Regions from separate parts of the Homo sapiens genome. Here region 2 is linked to region 1. Evidence: chromatin loops called from intact Hi-C (ENCODE). Cell type or tissue: ascending aorta. All regions are shown on one strand. Each heading gives the region's core, and the rest is flanking DNA. Links, peaks and the distances in the headings are about the cores only. Region 1 overlaps LOC107984195 (a long non-coding RNA gene). Region 2 holds the start of LOC105376367 (a long non-coding RNA gene).

The links. Peaks named below come from ENCODE experiments on the same cell type or tissue, not always from the same donor. Only the 100,000 strongest peaks of a DNase experiment are listed, where the experiment ranks them.
Region 2: a loop joins it to region 1, with 2.6 times the contacts of the local background. A loop is called at or near these places in 6 of 110 quality-filtered maps.

The regions. Positions count from the first base shown.
Region 1 is chr10:4,045,757-4,055,696 of GRCh38, reverse strand. It overlaps LOC107984195 (a long non-coding RNA gene), which reads right to left. Exons shown (of 10, transcript NR_176060.1): 3 at 3,540-3,980; 4 at 364-498. Among named protein-coding and RNA genes, the nearest start is that of MIR6078, 60 kb to the right of the region's middle. In ascending aorta, for the core only: no CTCF peak of the experiment used is centred there; a DNase peak (open chromatin) is centred at 4,456; H3K4me3 peaks cover 1,318 bases; H3K27ac peaks cover 2,500 bases.
Region 2 is chr10:3,939,247-3,949,186 of GRCh38, reverse strand. It overlaps LOC105376367 (a long non-coding RNA gene), which reads right to left and starts at 6,241. Exons shown (of 3, transcript XR_930585.3): 1 at 5,973-6,241; 2 at 2,834-3,043; 3 at 1-678. In ascending aorta, for the core only: no CTCF peak of the experiment used is centred there; a DNase peak (open chromatin) is centred at 3,952; H3K27ac peaks cover 2,500 bases.

The sequences.
Region 1 (9,940 bases), core at 3,495-5,994:
TGGCTGTTTTGTAGAGTCGTCATTATTTGCTTACATTTTTTAGTCAATTCCTATATTTAACTTTATGAAGCATGTATATAATATACACATATGTTACCTTTTATTATTTATAATATATAATTACATAAATATATCATTTGTAACAGTAATATAATTCATAATGATAATAATTTATAAGAATATATAATTATATGGTATATAATTATAACAATTTATAATGGTAATATATAATAGTATCTTTATTTATAAATATTTTAATTATAAATTATTTACAAGTAATATTATAAATAAACATAGTATTTATGTATATGATACATTTATATTATATATAACATTATATAATATACTATAGCTGTATCATACCTTAGTCAATTCCAGTGTCTAAGAGTGTGCAGGATTGGTTCTGCAGTCTGTCGTGTCTGCTGTGTCTCACTCATTGTGCCTTCTTCCTTGAGGTGTTGTGTGTGGTATCATGATGTTTTTCATCATCTTTGAAACCTACCACCGTGAGAATTATCTGAGGCTGTGTTCTAGGTCTATTTCTCTAGAAAACATTTGTATTTGCTTCTTTTAAGCATATTATTTTAAACTTCAAAATTGTCTTCAAGGTTTACTGGACCAAAAATTTTGCTGAAAATTTATTCGGACAGCATTACAATTTGATGTGAGGGCCAGGTTCTGGTTATGATCAGGAGTGCTTTGTTGATTCATTTCCCTACACTCAGGGCCAGGATGATGGAATGCACATCTTTCTGGTGTTCCCTTCTGTCAGGTGTGTTTATTTCTAGTTCACTCTCATGCAGAAGGTGCAGCCATCGAAGTCTCCTTCTGACCCCGCCTGGTGGTTCTGAGCCTTGGCCTCTCCTCCCACAGACCCTCCACTGTCATCTGAGATTCCCTGGAGACGAAGGCAGCTTTGGGGCTCAGCCTACATCTGACTTTATCTGACTTTGTCCTTTATTGTGGGTGTGAGAGTGGTGGAACTGTGATCCTAAATTACTTTTTGACAGTCCAGCAACAGTGTATGTGTGTGCATGCATGTATGTGTGTGGATATGAGCCTTAAGATTTTCTGGGAGGAATAATGAGATAGTATTTCATGTGTATTTGTGTGTGTTCTGTGTATGTTATTTATTTCCAGAATGGCAGAAAGCTCGTGGTGGCAGAAAACATTTCTTTCATGCATCTGTCAGTGTTCTCTGTGCAGCTGGAAATGTTGTGAATATCTGGTTTTTATAGTAAGTTTTCTGCCATGGATTTGCCCAATAGCTAATCAACATTGATACGGTTTGGTTCTGTGTTTCCACCCAAATCTCATCTTGAATTGTAATTCCCACCTGTCCAGGGAGGCAGGTGATTGGATCATGGAGGTAGTTTCCCCCATGCTGTTCTCGTGATAGCGAGTGAGTTTGCACTAGATCCCTGATGGTTTTATAAGCGTTTGACAGTTCCTCCTTCGCACACACACTCTCTTCTGCTGCCTTGTGAGGAAGGTACCTACTTCCCCTTCCATCATGACAGTAAGTTTCCTGAGGCCTCCCGAGCATGCAGAACTCTGAGTCAATTAAACCTCCTTTGTTTATAAATTAACCAGTCTGGGTAGTATCTTTATAGCAGTATGAGAACAGACTAACACAAACACCGTCTACCTCTGTAATCTATGGACACCACCAAGCATTCGTAGCAGCCAAGCCCCTGTGATCAAGCCCACTTGATCAGGTCTGCCATTCGGACTCTTGGGCCTCTTGCATCATCAGGGGAGCAGACCTTCTTTTTAATATGTCCATGAGTAGATTTGGAAAGAACAGTTTCTGTGGGCATGTTTCTCACAGAGAAGAAAAACACAGAAATCAGCTGATTATCCCTTGTAATGAAAGAATGTTCAGCTTGATGATATCTTTAATAACCAGAAAATTAACTATGAAATACTCTAGACTCTGGGTGGAAAGAGAAAACAAAAAGCAAAAAAAAAAAAATAGCAACCTCTTATTTAACTTTGCATTTGTTTAATATTTTATGAATAAAGAGGTTAAGTATTGTCCAGTGTTATGAAGATGAGAGAAATACTTTCTTTTCTTCTTTTTCAATAAGTAGATTTTTATCATCTCTTTTTCTGACCATGAGAATAATTCATGATCATACAAGACGGTCAGGGTTCAAATACCAGCTCCACTGGTCACTAGTTTTATGAACTTGTAAAATTGTTTCAATTCTGCATGCCTCATTTATAAAAGCACAGAATCGCGGTGATTCTGACCTGAGGCAGTTTTGAGACTTCAGCTGTAAATGATTGTAAAACTTTCTGTGGAGCCTGGCACTTGGGAACCACAATCACACAAATGGTAATCAAAAAAATAAAAATAATCTTATAATATCTTGGTTAAATATGTATATATATATATATATATATGTATATAATCAATATTGAAAAACATAAATAAGTGAAATTGCCAATGATGTCGCCCTGGGAATTAGTTACTGACGGCATAGGTTGTGTTTCTCCCGAGCAATGCACCGGGAGCTTCTTGTCTTCTCTTCCCAGATCCCTTTCTTCGATGTTTGTGTTTGTGTGTAGTTTTTTCTAATAGAAATGAGATGTACTACCTCACATGTGCTACCTTCTTTTATCAAATAACTATATATTATGGTTATTATTATATTGCAATAAGTATAGATCTAGAATAGATGATCATTTTAATGGTTACATAATAGCCCATTGTATAGTTATAACATGATTTATTTGTCCAATCTCCTGTTGGTAGGTTTGAATGTTTTTATTTCCCTTTCTTCTGCTTCTCTGTAATGGCTATTGTCAGTTTTTGTGAACTTGACTACTGATTTCTGTAGGATAAATTCCAAGAAGTGCGATTGTACAATCAAACAGCCCACGTTGCTGAAGTTTTTCAGCTGTACTTCCCAATTGCATTCCAAAAATTTTGTAATTGCTGGGCACAGTGGCTCACATTTATAATTCCAGTTACTTGGGAGGCTGAGGCAGGAGGATCACTTAAGCGCAGGAGCTCCAGAATGGCTTGGGCAACATAGCGAGACCCTGTTTAATATATATATATATAATTTACACTCCCATAAATGATGCATAAGTGTAGCCACTTTTTCACTTTTTTTTTGTAATTTTGGATCATTCAATAGACAAAAATACTTTCTTTGTTGCAGTAATTCATGTAGTTTTGATTGCCAGTATAAGTGGGTGCAACCATGCAGCATATGTAACATTATGCTGGCAGCTTCTCTATGTGGCAGGAGACAGTGTCACCACAGCAGATATTGAATGAGACTCCCTACCCTGCGGCCAAGGCTTTCCCACCCTGAAACACAGCGCGATGCAGAGTTCTGCCGTTGGCTCAGGCTTGCTTGCAAAAGCAATGCAAAATTTTCTGGAAAAGATGAGTATCAAGAACCCATCTCTGGTCCAGAATTCAAAATATGAAAGCCTATTCAAGGTAGAACAGAGCATGGCAGGTGAAGGGATTATGACCAAGATTTGAAACCCACACATCAAAGAGAAACAGAGAACCTTACCAGCTGGAGGAAGGTGGAAGCCAAACTCAACACAAGAGCTGGGGAAGAGTATGTGGGAAGAGCTGGTGTCGTCCAAGCACGTGGTTGAAGCTGGAACATGCTTCAAAAGCAGCTGTTACAGCCCAGAGTCCCACCTCAGGGAACAGTGCCCCAGCACATGATCCTGAACTGGAAGGGTTATGTCCCTGGAGCCTGTGGGGGGCCAGGACCCAGAACAGGATGGGGACTCCAACCCCAATGGACACACCATTCAACTGAGCACTACAGTGACGACCACAAGCGTGGTAGGAGACTCCTCCATTGTAGCCGTCCTTCCTCTTTGCCTGATATTCAGACAAAAAACCCCCAAGACCTCTGAATCATTGAGAGGAAGTCTTGAGACCAGGACCCACCGTGCCATCGTTTCTGTTCATGAGAGCACACCGACATTTGAGCAATTTGCTGGAGAAAAAGAAAAAAAAAAAAAAAGCAAGTGAAACATACCAGTCATAATAGCGCTGTTGAAAGAAAGTTTTGCCTGTTTGTTGACATTTTGAAATTCCTGTTTTGAGGATTTTCTATTTATATCCTGTATCCATTTTTCCTCCCTGGATCTTGCTCGTTTTCTCAGTGACATGGAAGAGCTGTTTATATGCGAGCGATGCCAACTGTTGTTGTGTGTTTTGGAAATATTAGTGAAGGAAAACAGCTAGAGAGAGAGAAAGTGAAATGGGAAGTAAAACAACTTTTTGTTTTTAAGACGTCCTTATTTACTTGCCACTCTAGCTAATAAATTCTTGTCAATTAAGTAATAAAAACCTCATAAAATTCTTTAGAAACCTTTTAGAACACCAGATCCTTAAAGAAGACTGGTAACTCCCAAGTTATTTAGGACACAGAAGCTCGCGCAGATAGGCTGGGAGCTGGGGAGGAAAACGAGAGCAGGAAGTAAAAGGAGGGTCTGGACTGACAGTGTCGCATGTGATTTGGCAAAGGGAAAGTTAGAAACAAATTTCCATTTGCTTGTGAACATTTGTGTGTGGTCAAACTATTCTTGACCATTCCAGAAAACTGACCCATACTCACAGTTGGAACTGAGACAAGGAATACATTGTTCAAAAAACAATTTGACCTATTTTAGACAGAAAACATAAACCTTGAAATCACATTTCAAAAGATTAAAAGTCAAAAGGCTGATTTCAAGTTGTAGCATGAATGTTTATTCGTAGGAAACCAGCAGCAGATTAATTATTCTTATATATTCAAGTGAGCACAGATTGAAAACCAGCCTTTTGCCGGGATACTATGTCAACACCAAAATTTTAAAATGTGAATGAAACAAATGATCTCCTTCAAGAAGCTCAAATTCTGTAAAGGAAGGGCAGATGTATAAACAGACAAGTGCAAGTGAGTATTAGTTATAGAACTGTAATGACAAAGACAGCATAGCAAAGTGGTTAAAATGGAAGCTCCGAAGACAGAATAACTAGGTTCCAGTTATTAGCTGTGTGACCACAGGCAAGTTGCTCAGACTCTCTGTGCCTCAATTTCTCATCTACAAAATGGAAATAATACTAGAACCTACCTCGTAGTTTGACCTTGGGATTACATTCATTAGTTGATACCCATAAGCATTCTGAATAATGCCTCCCATGTTATAAGCACTCAGTAAGTGTTAGTTGTTATGATGCTCATAAAGAGCTTCACATCTCAGTCTCATCATCTGTAAAATGGGGATAGCAATCCCTGCCTGCTCCAGTGATGACTATGATGCTTCTGTGAGAACATGAGAAAGTGCAAAGACTTGGAGTGTGATTAAGACCGGCCAAGGGAAAAATGTGATTTTAGCTCATACAAATCCATCCAAAGTATCTCCACCAAATAAAAATAATGTGTAAGTTTCTTATTATTACGTAATAAGTACCATTTCCCTTAATTTTCCACAATGGTTCACTTTGTGCTTTTACAAACATTGTCAGTAATGAGGCTCAAATTGCTGTTTGGCATCAATCGGCGGTCACTACTTCACATGTCATGAATTTCATTAAAGAGAAGCAAGTCAGAGGTAGACATCCAGATGGCACAAGACTCTAGGTAAAGCCCCCTTAACTTTCCAAGGATGTGGAACAGTCTATGAACACATGTTCCAGGCAAGGCAGCCACATGCACCATGCGCACCCAGGATGTGAGGATTAGAACCATGGCAATGGGTTTCCCTACCACACAAAGTCCTCCCAGCCCAGCCAAGGATTAGTAGGAATGAAGTGGTAGGACTAGATTTGCTGATTCTCATCAACAAATTCATCATTTACTTTACTACTTTACTCAAGATCAGCTCAGCCAGCTTAGCTGATTCTGTAGAGAAGTCTGATCTGGTGCCTAAATTCTGCCCCCAGGAACAAATGCCCCGCTAAGGAAACTCGATCACAGAAGACACCGCCCATTCTTCCTCATCCTCAGCCTCTCCTAGGCTCCCTGTTCTCAGTTCATATGCACGTATTGAAAACTTTCAAGCTTGAGCATGGAGGTGGTTCATTTCCAAAACCACGTTCAAATCTTTCGGTGAAACTTTACAAAATAGCAGACAATAGTTGAAGGCAGAATGAATAAGCAGCTCTCATCCAGCACCGTCAAAGATGTCCCGAGTGGAGTCTAGCTCCCAGGCTGTGAGAATGCAATCATAGTTAATTTGACTCTCTTAATACCATGGGAAATATTACTTGTGATTAGAGAATAAAATAAGACTATCTACAGATTTCTATAAGTGAAATGGCTAATGTTCTCATAATTAGATGTTGGCATGTAAAAATAAAAGAACAGTTCTCCTTCCTTGCAGTGAATGGCCACCAGCCGTGTGCTCGCCCTAGGATTTCTAACAGCTCTTTGATAGATCATGGAATGAGACAAAATGTGTTCCCCGGTGTGCTGGTGACTGATCTCTATCCCTGAAATCCATACCCTTATGTAATGTCATATTATTTCTATGCCTACAAAAACCCTAAACAAGGCTGTAAAATCAATGCATTTGTGTTCAGTTTTTTGGTTTCCCCGTTGTTGAATTTAGACTGTTTTAGGTTACTGAGAATATTAGTCAAAGATTGGTTAAATATGTAATTTCTGAGTATCAAGCCAAGAGTTTTAAAAGTACCTCTTTTTTTGTCATAGCTTTTGTTTTGTTGCTATCTTGATCAGTGTTATTGAAGAGACAAAATATCACGGTCTTAGCCTTCTAAGAGTTCACCATTTACGTAGGTCCCAAGGCTCACATTCATGAAACAAGTAGAGGGTAAAGATGAATCCAGGTTTTATGACTGTGAACTTGAAGGATTAAGGACTCAAAGAGAAGTAACACTGACAGCTGGGGTGTTAGGATTCAGGGAGACCTTCTGGACCAAATTGCCTAAGTGGACCATATTGCTCTGGATAAGAAGAGGAGATAGGACAGTGTATTGCAACTAAGGCCCTCTTGGGCCAAGGTCAGATGAGTCCAGGAATAAATCAGACTGGCCTGTGGGGCACTTGGATGGTGGGAGGAGTTTGTTCTCCAGAATAGCAGGATCAGATCCTGGAGGACACAGAGGCTGACGTAGTGCAGTGCACTGAGCTTTTGGAAATGCTCAAGCAAGGAGACAGATGAAAGTAATTTCTAAGGAAGATTAGTCTGGCTGTAGTGCATAGAATGAAAAAGAATATGGAGAGTCCATGTTAGGTCATTCATCTGGGAAAGTGTTGCAATGATCTAGGTATGACAGTTGCACACTCCACCAAAAAGACACACTCAGAGTATCATGTGAGGGGAAATAACACAACTTAGTGGTTAGCATAATGATAAAGATATTTTTTGCTTGGAATATGTGATTTTAATACTTTCCATGGAATCAATAAATCACTCTATTTGGGTCTGTTTAGTCTGCCGTACTTAAAGGGAAAGGAAGCAGAGGCTCTGCTCACAAATCATCAGCAGAATCCTAAAGGAATCTTTGGTTACTTTGAGAATTCCCCATTACCTATATACTTACAATTTGATTTTTAAATAAAACATACTTCCGTATCATTCTGTGTTAGGTTAATCTGCAAAACAACAAATATCTCATACAGAATTTCACATCTTCTCCAGATCCTTCTTCCAAAAGTTGCCGACAATCATACCACTCTCAGCTAGAAGTTGCCGACAATCATACCACTCTCAGATCAGAACTGTAAAGAGTGATAGTCAAGACTTACAGATCAGAACTGTAAAGAGTAATAGTCTCTTGGGCTGGGTACTGTGACTCACACCTGTAATCCCAGCACTTTGGGAGGCCGAGGCAGGTGGATCACCTGAGGTCAGGAGTTTGAGACCAGCCTGACCAACATGGCGAAACCCTGTCTCTACTAAAAATACAAAAATTAGCCGGGCGTGGTGGCGGGCCCCTGTAATCCCAGCTACTAGGGAGGCTGAGGCAGGAGAACCGCTTGAACCCAGGAGGTGGAGGTTGCAGTGAGCTGAGATTACACCATTGCACTCCAGCCTGGGCGAAAGAATGAGATTCTGTCTCCAAAAAAAAAATAAAAAAGTAATAGTCTCTTTATTAGGATTCCATCAACAACCTCCACCCAACAGTTGTCTATCAGATGCTTACTGTGTGCTAGCTGGTATCTCACAGGTTGGGTTCCAGCTGTCAACAAGACAAACCCAGCCTTTATTCTCAGGGGGCTCAGAGCCCAAAACATCCCTCTATAGATAAGGTCTTTTAAAGATTTCCTTTTAAAATTATCTTCCCAGATACTGAATACAACTTGAAAGTAGGTGAGTCTTTCTTTCCCTACTTTTTGTAGTGCAGAATAGATAGTAAATATTTACCAGGGTCTTGTTCATTCATATACCTAAAATGACATTTTAATGAAAATAATTGTAAATCAGTTTATCTTTATGCTCTGAGGGCTTAAGATTTGGCGCGGTTTGGGGCCTTATAATGTATTCTCCTGGCCGAGCCAATTTTCATGATCCAAGCTAACGGCAGGCAGAGCTTCTGGAAAGGCTGGGGCAATGCTTCCAACTTCCTGGGAAGGTGGGGGTTACTCTCATAAACCCAGTGCGGGAGTGTTGTCTGAAGGCCTTGTTGGGAATAAAAAGATAATTAATAGGGTGCATGATACTGAATATAAATTATCCACAGCTATGCCTCCCCTAATTAAACAGAAGAGTGAAAACAAAGGGCAAGGACCAGTTTCACTTGTAACTCTGTTTTTCTACATTGCAATGTTGGAGGCTGGCAGCGCTCCCTATAAATTCTCTTTTTGGTGAACTCTTACATAAGTATTTGTAGGAACAAGTCCAAATAGCTTAGTAAGACACTACACCCCAATTTGTTTCTTAAAACACAAAAAGTAAGAAATAACCTAAAATGATGTAGTATACAGATCTGCAGAAAGGAAGCTTAGATTTAAACGTTCATCTTTTTTTGAGCCAATTTTTTTGGATACTATAAAGTCACCCTTCAAATAAGAAGATGCAAACATGGGTGAGAGCAATAGTCTTCCTCGGAGTGGAAATATCTAATAATTATTTTGAGAATCTATATTTCGAATCTGTCATGTGAGTTCAGGTTTTTTTTTGTTTGTTTGCTTGTTTGTTTATTTTTGTTTTTGTTTTTTGAGACGGAATTTTGCACTTTCACCAGGCTGGTCTTGAACTCCTGACCTCAGGTGATCGACCCGCCTCGGTTTCCCAAAGTGCTGGGATTACAGGCGTGAGCCACGGCGCCCGCCATGAGTTCAGTTTTAAGTGAACTGCTATTTTCTAAAAGGGCATGCTTTAAAAAACAAAAGATGATTTGCTGCACGTAAGAAAATAATGTTATTAAAAATTTACTTGCCAGTCAAAACCTTAAATACCCTAAAATATTCTGGGACTTTCCTGAGCCAATCACATGTGATCACCGGACATTCAGGCAGCATCAGACACCCTGGCTGCTCAGGAGGTGTCACTTCCCCATGCACCCAGGCCTGCTCCCTCCTCTCTGTCATAGAGTTTTATCAGAAGATACAAGCTGCGTGTATTTATTTCCATCTTGCTAGTTAATGCATTGAGAGTAGCTATGCTTTCTAAAATGCTTCCTATTTGTTAGAGCACCACCATTTTGCATTTCCTAAGAAGAAATGGAAGAGACACAAGTGACCAGGCTAAATGGAGACTCAGCTGTTTTATCTGTTATTTAGAACATGCAGTCTTAGAAAATCAGGTCCCTTAGCCTAAGTTTCCAGAAGCTCAGAGCTATTGTAATATGAAAAAGTCTCAACAGAGCCAGAATCTACTCTTAGATGTCCCATACCCAGCCTGCTTCCCTCATCTGAATACTTTGTGAGGGTGGAAAGGGGATTAGAATGTTTTCCATCCATGGTAGCAGTTTTTTTTTTTTTCAATGCAAAAAATACAATTT
Region 2 (9,940 bases), core at 2,758-5,257, 110 kb after region 1:
TTGATAATCGTTTGGAACTGTATTCTGGTGTGCGCGCTTAGTCAACACAGGATGTGGAAGACGGTACCAGTCAATCTCCATGGTAACCACACTGGCCACCCTCCAAGCATTTTACACAGGTTGCCTCATGTGTCCTCTGCCACAAACCAACCAGAGGAGGTAGCACTGTTAGCATCCCCATTTCACAGATGAGGAATCCGAGGCCCAGAGCTTTTCAGTTGCTCCCTCCAGGTCACAGGGCTGACCCGGGGCAGGGTGAGGACACACTCTGGCTTCGGGCTGCCGGGAGCCCTGAGTACCACACATACATTACGGAGACCCTACTTCCTCCTCCAGGGTAAGGAAGATCTTCCCACCCGCTACGGCCAAAGCTTTTGCCTTTCTGTAACCTCTATTCCATAATAAAGCCAAAAGAACTTTCAGAAAGAAAACCTGAACAGCAGGGTGGTGGAGCCACCCACTTTCCACGCGCGTATCCGGCTTTTCTCCTGCAGCGTGCTGTGTTTGAAGTCAGTCATGTGGATGCAGCCATCAGTAGTTTGTGTCTTCAGGCAACGCTGGAAAAGGACTAGAGGCCCTGGGGTGTTGGGAAGACACCACTCTGGTTTGGGTGGTGAGTGATAAAGGTTGCATACGTAAAATTTCACTGATTTGTGCACTTCACTGCAAATTATACCTCTGTAAATAAAACACAGTGGGGCAAACTGTTTTAAAAAAGTCAATGTTATTAGAGCATTTACCTTCTTAAAAATCTCTGATAATCGCCCATCGCTGTTAGCCCCAATTTAGTGCCACCTCCCTCAGCCTCCCTTCCACCCTCTCCACATCCCACCGGACTGGCCCCCTGGTCATCCTCCAACGTGCCAAGCCCCATCCTCTCCTACCGCTGGGCTCTGGGCATGACCTTGCCTGTGTCCAGAACATTGAGCCATTTGCCTGGCCAACACTAACTCTTCATTTAGATCCGAGCTTCCACAGAAAAAATTAGGTCAGGTCACCAAAATACACCCCTTTCTGGCTCCTCTCTATGTTTCTTTCATGATTATAGTTTTACATTTTTTTTTTTGCTGTTGCTATTTTTTGTTTGTTTTCATTTTAATAGATTTTATTCTTTTTATTTATTTTATTTTATTTTATTAAGACAGTGTCTGGCTCTGTCCCCAGGCTGGAGTACAGTGGTCTGATCATAGCTCATTGCAACTTCCACCTCCACCTCTCAAGCGATCATCCTGCCTCACACTCCCAAGTAACTGGGGCTACAGGCTCATGCCACCACACCTGGCTAATTTTTGTATTTTTTGTAGAGACAGGGTTTCACCATATTGCTTAGGCTGGTCTTGAACTCCTGGGCTCAAGTGATCCGCCCGCCTTGGCCTCCCAAAGTGCTGGTATTATAGGCATTAGCCACCATGCCTGGCTGATTTTATGCTTTAGAGAAGTTTTAGGTTTACGCAACCATAAGAGGAAAAGTCAGAGAGTTTTCCCCCGACATTCCCTGCCCCATTTATGTGCAGCCTCCCCCATCAGTACCAGCACATTTGTCTTTCCAGTTCTTCACTTCGTGTGCTTTTCCTTCTTGACTGTAAACTCCATAAGGACAAGAACTGTCTGCTTTTGTTCTAACGTATCTCTATCCTTTTCTCTGATACACCACTGCTTCTTTTCTCTGAATTTTAAATTCAGTTCTTATTCTAGTTTGCTTTGCAGGTCAGTGAATTTGATTCAAACACTTATTATTAGACTTGTAAAAATAAATTTTTATTTTATTTTTGGGAGAGGGGATATAGCTGTAAAATGACTTTTAAAACAAAGGCTTAGTGGTCTGCAAAGGTAGTAGAGTCTAACACGGAGAAACCAGAAACTTTGAGGTTTATAATTGAATTATTTGTAACTAAATGAAAGAAAGTTTACTGGAAGCTGTATCCCTAATTCCTAAAGATTACAGAGCTTTCTTAGAATTGGGTGTTAAAAATCACAGCACAAAAGGAAAAAGAAGATTAAAAAGATTTTTTTTCTGTGACTCATTAAAAGAGAAAGAGAGAGGTGGAGGAAGAGAGAGAGAGAGAGAGAGAAAAAGAAAGAAAGAGAAAGAAAGAGGGAGGGAGCTAGGGAAGGAAGAAAGGAAGGAAGGAGAGAGGGAGGGAGGGAAAGAAAGAAGAAAAGAAAGAAAGAAAAGAAATAAGGAAGGAAGGAAAGAAAGAAAGAAAGAAAGAAAAAGAAAAGAGAAAAAGGAAGGAAGGAAAGAAAAAAAGCAAGGAGGGAGGGAAAGGGAGGGGGGGGATGGATAAAAAGAACAGAAAAAAGAATGAAAGTTTAAAAATGAAAGAAATGAAGGAAGAAAAGATAAAAGAAGAAAGGAAGAGAGGGGGGAAAATCTCCCAGTTTCTATATAAAACAGGAATAAGAAATTTGTATAGACAGCGACTGCTCCCTTTAAACCCCACCCTGGTCCTCAATTGGCTAGAATTTTGATTTCCCACCTAATTTCATCAAACTCCTCTTACTCATGTTGCAAGACACAGTCTCCGATATTTTCTATTTTATCCCTACTATTCAATTATAATATATTCCACAATGTCTTAATCTATTAAATTCTACTGTATTCTATTTTAGAACTCTACTTTGCAACTAAATTATTTTACCGCTATGACATGCCTTTGAAAAAGGAGCGTGCCAGATGCAAAGGTTGGTGTTCATGAGGTAGAGCCTACCGAGAAAGGGCCAAACAGAAATCTGCTCAAACTGGTTTGCAGCCACTGTGGAAGCTGAGAAGCCTGATTGTCACTGGCCAAGTCTCCCTTTTCAGTGACTTGTTCTGTTAGCATTCCTTTACCTCTCTGGAGATATGAACTACGATGGTTGTAGAGGCTTCACATAATTCTCATCCATAAATACAGAAGGAACCTTTCCCGGAGTTTCTCTGAAGTTTGGTATGAATCGGAGAAGCACGGGGTCATATACATCTGCTCAGTGAAGGGAGGCCCTTTTGCAGTCCAGAGCTGCTCAGAAACTTTAACCTAAATTATGCACCAGTTGAAAAGCCCTGTAGTGAGTGAACCACCACAAAAATAAATTGTCAGATGAAAACCACATATCCATCCGTTCCGTCCTGTGACTCAGAGTCAGGTATTCACACAAATTGCCAGTCAAGGCTGTGACAGTAGCACACAAGGGCTTCTGCGAAACTCAATCAGTTAGCAAAAGTGACCGTCCATACAGCAGCATCTAGATGAGTTTATTACGGTGTGCCTTTGATATCTAGAGAAATGGATGGAATGTTTAACTTTAAAATCAGTTGTGATGGCAACTGTTGTTAACAACAGCTTTGACTACTGGCTGGGGGACAAGGCTGATAGCGTCTGTTTAACTGGCAATGTCTGTTAACCAGAGGTGAAGGCTCTCTCATTAACGGATTTTTAAGGCTTAGCAGAATATTTAGAACTCAATAAATGTCTGCTGAGTGAATGAATGCACAATTAAAATGTCTTCAGTGGGCCGGGCGCGGTGGCTCATGCCTGTAATCCCAGCACTTTGAGAGACCGAGGCGGGCGGATCGCCTGAGGTCGGGAGTTCGAGACCAGCCTGATCAACATGGAGAACCCCTGTCTCTACTAAAAATACAAAATTAGCTGGGTGTGGTGGTGCATGCCTGTAATCCCAGCTACTCAGGGGACTGAGGCAGGAGAATCGCTTGAACCGGGGAGGTGGAGGTTGTGGTGAGCCGAGATTGTGCCATTGCACTCCAGCCTGGGCAACAAGAGCAAGACTCCATCTCAAAAAAAAAAAAAAAAAAGTCTTCAAAATTTTTAGCTGGATGACGACAGAGGGGAATCCAAAATTCCTTCCATTCTAAACACCAGAGGCCGCTTTGAGAAAATGTTCCTCCCACACTCACTTCTTTCCAGGCTCTCCATGAGTCCCGCCAGGGCCCATGGGCCTCTTTACCTCCAATAACTTCCCTTCTGTGACTCCAAACGCTGCTACCAGAATGTCAGCTTTGCAGGCCCCAGGCCTGTCCACCACAATCTCTTCTTCCTGGAATCTTGTACTTCAGCTGGAGCAAATCTTTGAACTCACCGATGCCTCAATCCATCAGCCTCATTCTTTCTCCTCACCCACTGTTATCTTCCCTAAGAAGATGAGTGGTTTCCCCTCCCTGCCCTTCCTACTGATGTTCCATAGAAATAGAGCCCCCAGGTTTATCTTGACAAATGACTGGGCAGAATAGATTCTCTATATTGAAGCTAACCATGAAGGAAAGTGTCATTTGATGGTTTCCAGGAATATCCCTTAAAACATGTCTTTTCCACTTCATTTTTGTGTCCCTTCTTATCCTGCTGCTTGGAACGTGGATGTGATGGCTGGTGCTCTGGGCGCCTCTTTGGGCCATGAGGGTAAAAGTTAGGGATGGCAGAGTCTGGGTGTCTCAGGAACACATGTACCTGGGCTGCCCTACTCTGTGTTGGTCACCCACCTCCTGATTTTAATGTGAAAGAAACAACAACAGGCTGGGTGCTGTGGCTCACATCTGTAATCCCAACACTTTTGGAGGCTGGGGAGGTTGGATCACCTGAGGTCAGGAGTTTGAGATCAGCCTTGCCAACATGGCAAAACCCTGTCTCTACTAAAAATACAAAAAAAAAAAAAAAAAAAAAAAAAAAGCTGGGTGTGATGGTGCACACCTATAATCCCAGCTACTCAGGAGGCTGAGGCAGGAGAACTGCTTGAACCCAGGGGGCAGAGGTTGCAGTGAGCCAAGATCGCACCATTGTAGTCCAGCCTGGGTGACAGAGTGAGACTCTGTCTCAAAAAACAAAAAAGAATAATAATAACAAAAACCCTTCAATTGTATTCAAGACCCTTTAGTTTTGGTCTTTGTTACTTGGAGAAGAACCTGATCTGATCCTAGCTGAAATATTATTCATCTCACCTTGCCCAACTCTCTCTGGCTGAACTCCCCTGGCAAATCCCAACCCTGGTCAAAATGTCATCCACACCCACCGAGGGTTAGCATTAGGGTTAGGGTTAGAGGTTAGGGTTAGGGGTTAGGGTTAAAGCTTAGGGGTTGGAGTTGGGGTTAGGGTTAAGCATTAGGGTTAAGGTTAGGGTCATAGTAAGGCTTCAGGGTTATGGTCAGGGTTTAGGGTTAGGGTTAGGTTTAGGGTTAGGGTTAGGGTTAGGGTTAGGATTAGGCTCCCAACCATGCCTGTAACTCAGCAGTGGAATCAGGAAGGGAAGGTAGCCTCCCCCTTCCTGCCACTGTGATGACAGCTTCACTTTGTTCAGGCCCTGATCTTAGGTGCACCCACACTCCCACCTGCAGCTCCCTGCACCTTCACTGTCTCTGCCTCACTCCACAGGCCTCCCCAACAGAGGTACACACTCTCTGCTAACAATCCTTCCTCACACTCCATTAGAAAGTGAAAAGATTTGTTTAGGAACATCCTGGTTTTTCCAACACTGTGACTGCCTGCACACGGCGTTGCTACCCTCACTCGTGCCTTCCTCGTGTCACTGTAAGTCGTCCTGCCCTCGGCAAAGGTCCTATCCTCCCCTTGCGTTTTCAGCCCAGCCAAGCGCTCCTTGTCTTCTCAAGAACGTGACTGATAATTTTCCTTCCCCTTCTGCAGGATGAGTGTCCCTCTTCTCTAGCATCACCATCTACAAACCCACGTGGCTTAGTAACCTCTGTCATTTAAACAAAACAGAGGAAGACCCAGTGTCACTGCACACACACCTCTCTCCACAGTCCCACGACTTTGCTAATCTTCATGCGCTCACCCCTTAGGGAATCACCTTTCCTTGTCCTCTCCGACCCCCCACCCACTCCAAAAGTCTGCTCTGGCCATGTCCCAGGGAAACTGCTCTGGCCAGCCAAGCCCCAGGGACACCACGATTCCAGAGCCAGCAGTGGCATCTCACTTCTGAATCTGCTTGACCTAGCAGCATTAAGCCCCTTGGTTGCTCAGTACCTTTCTCCTGAAACATTTTCGTCTCCTTCAGATTTTTCTCGCATGTGGCTGGCTACTCTGCAGTTTCCTGGTTCTCTTCCTGGATTTGTCTTCTGCAGAGGCAGGGACCTAGAGCACCATTCCCTTCTCTGTGCTGGGTCGCAGGGCCTTCAATACAGCTCTCTCTAGAGGCAGTCTAGAGTCCTGTTCCCCCAAATTCTGCGTGCTCGGATTTTACCACATACTTGTCACCTCCCTGGCTTGGTGTCTCCCTGAATGTCTTCTTCTCTGAGTTTTCTCAGTAAACCAGCTGATAATTTAATTTATCCTGGTCCCTCCCTCTTTCTTTTAGTCTGAATACTTAATCTTTGAGCAATCCTATCAACTTTGAGATCACACTGAGTCAGAGCCCTTCCCTGTAATGCTGATATCATGCCTTACTCGGAGTCACCGACATCTCTCTCGCCCGGGCTACAGAGCACTTTTCACAACCTTGTTCTCTGCTTGCCTTTTCCCTTCTTTTCCTGTCTGCCCGTCCCTGTCCCCCTTTCCTACATTATAAGCACTATGGGCACCTTCTTGCCCTTCCCCTCACCCCCCTCCATGGCTCTGGCATCTTGAGCAGCTCTGGGGAACCTAGTAGGCCTCAGTTTTTGTTCATGGAGTGAACAACAAATTAGTACATTGTGAAGTGCATCAACTGCGTCTTGGTCTCGAAGCCGGCCCAGCTAAAATGCAGCCTTTCCTGTGTTTTGGGGGCTATACAAGGAAGCTTGCAGTGGTTCAAAGAGTGATGCCATGAAATAGCATCGTCTGTGGGATTCTCTGGCCTCAGGCAAAGCGTGGAGAGGCAGCAGCAGGCTGGCAGCAGCTCTAGAAACAAAGGCAGAGGAGGCCTGTCACGTATCTTCCCTCCTTCCTTCCTTCCTTTCCTTGTTTCTTCCCTTTCCTTTCTTTCCTTTTTTCTCTTTCTTCCTCCCTCCCTTCCTTTCTGCCTGCCTCTCTCTCTTTTTCTTTCTTTCTTTCTTCCTTTCTTTCTTTCCTTCCTTCCTTCCTTCCTTCCTTCCTTCCTTCTTTCTTTCTTTCTTTCTTTCTTTCTTTCTTTCTTTCTTTCTTTCTTTCTTTCTTTCTCTTTCTTTCCTTTTTTTTCCACAGAGTCTCACTCTGTCACCCAGGCTGGAGTGCAGTGGCACGATCTGAGCTCACTGCAACCCACACCTTTCAGGTTGAAGCAATTCTCATGCCTCAACCCCCTGAATAGCTGGGGTTACAGGTGCACGCCACCACACCAGCCTCATTTTTGTATTTTTAGTAGAGATGGGGTTTCACCATGTTGACCAGGCTGGTTCGAACTCCTGAGCTCAAGTGATCTGCCCACCTCAGGCTCCCACAGTGCTGGGATTACAGGTGTGAGCCACTGCACGGGGCTGTGTCACGCATGTTCAACACGGGCCAACCGCGTGTGTGTTCAATGAGTTACGTTTTACACGACGCCGGCATTTGGGCCTTGAATTGATCATTTTCTCCTTTGTGTGCTTTTCTGCTCATTTGGGTTTGAAATTTATGGGCAGTCCTTCATCCTGTTTTACAAACATGTTGATTACGGCAGCCCCTTGCAAATGCGTTGTGAATTCTCCCTCCAGCAGCTAAAGCTTTCAAGTCAGGGCGTGGCCTTTTTATTGCTCTGAATTCCTTTTCAAAGTCAATTTGTCAAAAGAAATCAGCCTCAGTTAATCGAATTGTCCTTTTTATTCAATGTTTGATGTGTGGAATCTTTCCAGAAGCGTGGTAACATTTTGTTTTATTAGAGACTAGCTTCCACTACTGGTTTCAGAGAACTTTCCGGCTCCTTCCTCAGGAACTTGCTTTTAGATCGGCCGTGGAGACTTCAAACTCCAGGACTCTTAGCAAAGGGCATGTGAAGCAGCACCTGTTTTGCTGCCGCTGTGGACTCTCAGCTCCCTTTGATGTCTCCGTGTTCTTGGAAGTGTGTATCAGCTCCCCTGACGTCTTAGCGGCCTAGGACTGAGGGAGGAGAATCGCTCTATGAGAAACAGGGAACTTACCCCGGTTGAACAAGTGAACGACAAAAATCTCCTTAGCCGAGGAAGAGCAGCGTCTTTTAGCCATGCTTTCTCGGAGCCATGCTGTCGTGAGACATCCCAGCACTCTTCCTCTTCCCCTGGGATTCCAAGAAGTTTTTTTTTTTTTTTTTATTTCATTTTTTAATGTATTTCAGCTTAACTGAGGATTAATTGACAAATAAAAATAGTATATATTCAAGGTGTAGAATGTGATGTTTTGATATACATATACATTGTAAAATGATTACCCCAATCAAGCTAATTAACACGTCCACCACCTTCCCTTTGTGTATGTGTGTGTCGTGACAACACTTAAAATCTACTTTCTCAGCAAATCCCAAGTATACAGTACATTGTTGTAAACTATAGTCACCACGCTGAACCTTGGTTCTCTAGAATCCATTCCTCTTATAACAGCAAGTTTATGCCCTTTGATCAACAGCCCCCCATCCGCCCATCTCCTGGACCCTGGCAACCTCTGTTCTATTCTCTGCTTTTGTGAATCAGCATGTCTAGACTCCACATGTAAATGAGATCATGCGGTGTTTGTGTCTCTGCACCTAGCTTATTTCACCTAACATGATGTCCTCCAGGTTCATCCACGCTGTCACAAATGGGCAAGATCCTCTTCCTTTTTAAAGCTGAGTAATATTTCATGGTACACATATTTGTGCATACACATATCACAACAAGAAAAAAAAATTTTGTTGAGATGCAGTCTCGCTCTGTCACTCAGGCTGGAGTGCAATGGCACGATCTCAGCTCACTGTAGCTTCCGCCTCCCGGGTTCAAGTGATTCTCCTGCCTCAGCCTCCTGAGTAGCTGGAACTGCAGGCATGGCCACCATATCTGGTTAATTTTTGTATTTTTAGCAGAAACAGGGTTTCACCATGTTGGTCAGGCTGGTCTTGAACTCCCAAACTCAGGTGATCCTCCTGCCTCGGCCTCCCAAAGTGCTGGGATTACAGATGCGAGCCACCACACCAGCCAACAAGAATAATATTTGTGTCGGCAGAAAAACAGGGCAGAGTGTTCTCTAATATTTTCCACAGTTATATTTAAGAAACAGGTTTTGTGTTTTGTTGAAAGGTTAGAGAACAGTGATGAAACTACTAAATTTTCTGAGTGGAGGTTTGACAGAATATTTTGCTATGTGCATGGACACTTGCTGTCAATGGACGAGATATTAGGGTTCCTATGAAATTCTCTGTACAGTTGAGATACCTCCCTAACCAAATTCAGAGGTGCCGAGAGAGAGAGGGATCAAAAGAACTCACACCTGTCATCACAACACTTTGAAAGGCCAGGGTGAGAGGATCACTTGAACCCAGGAGACAGCCTGGGCAACATAGTGAGACCCCATCTTCACAAATAAAAACAAAAACTAAGAAACAAAGCTGCCTTACAGACTCCCTGGTTGGACAGATGGGAAAAGGGGCTCCTGTTGGGAGTGCAGAGCCCTGTGCACCTGCGGCCCTGCAGGGGGGAAGCTCTTGATTTAGGGGACCGCACACATCATTTCTCCTGGTTAGGTTACCAGTTCTGCCCAGTCCTCAGTTCCCCTTGTTTCTTCCCTAAATCATTCCCAGGCTGTCACTATGGCATACAGACTCCAAACTTGCAAACACATAACACGGTGCAGATACCTGCCCACGATGAAAGGGGCTTGCTTCTACCTACCACGTGAGCCTCTACAGGCCATAGCCTGTGCTGTGATGCTGTGATGTCAAGGCCTGGTAGGCTGGTGTCTTAGTCATGTGGGCTGCCGGAACAAAATACCGTAGACTGCATCTCAGCTTAAACAACACACATTTATTTCTTGCCATTCTGGGGCCTGTAAGTTAGAGATCAAGGCTCCAGCAGATCAGGTGTCTGGTGAGGGCCTGCTTTCTGCATCATAGACAG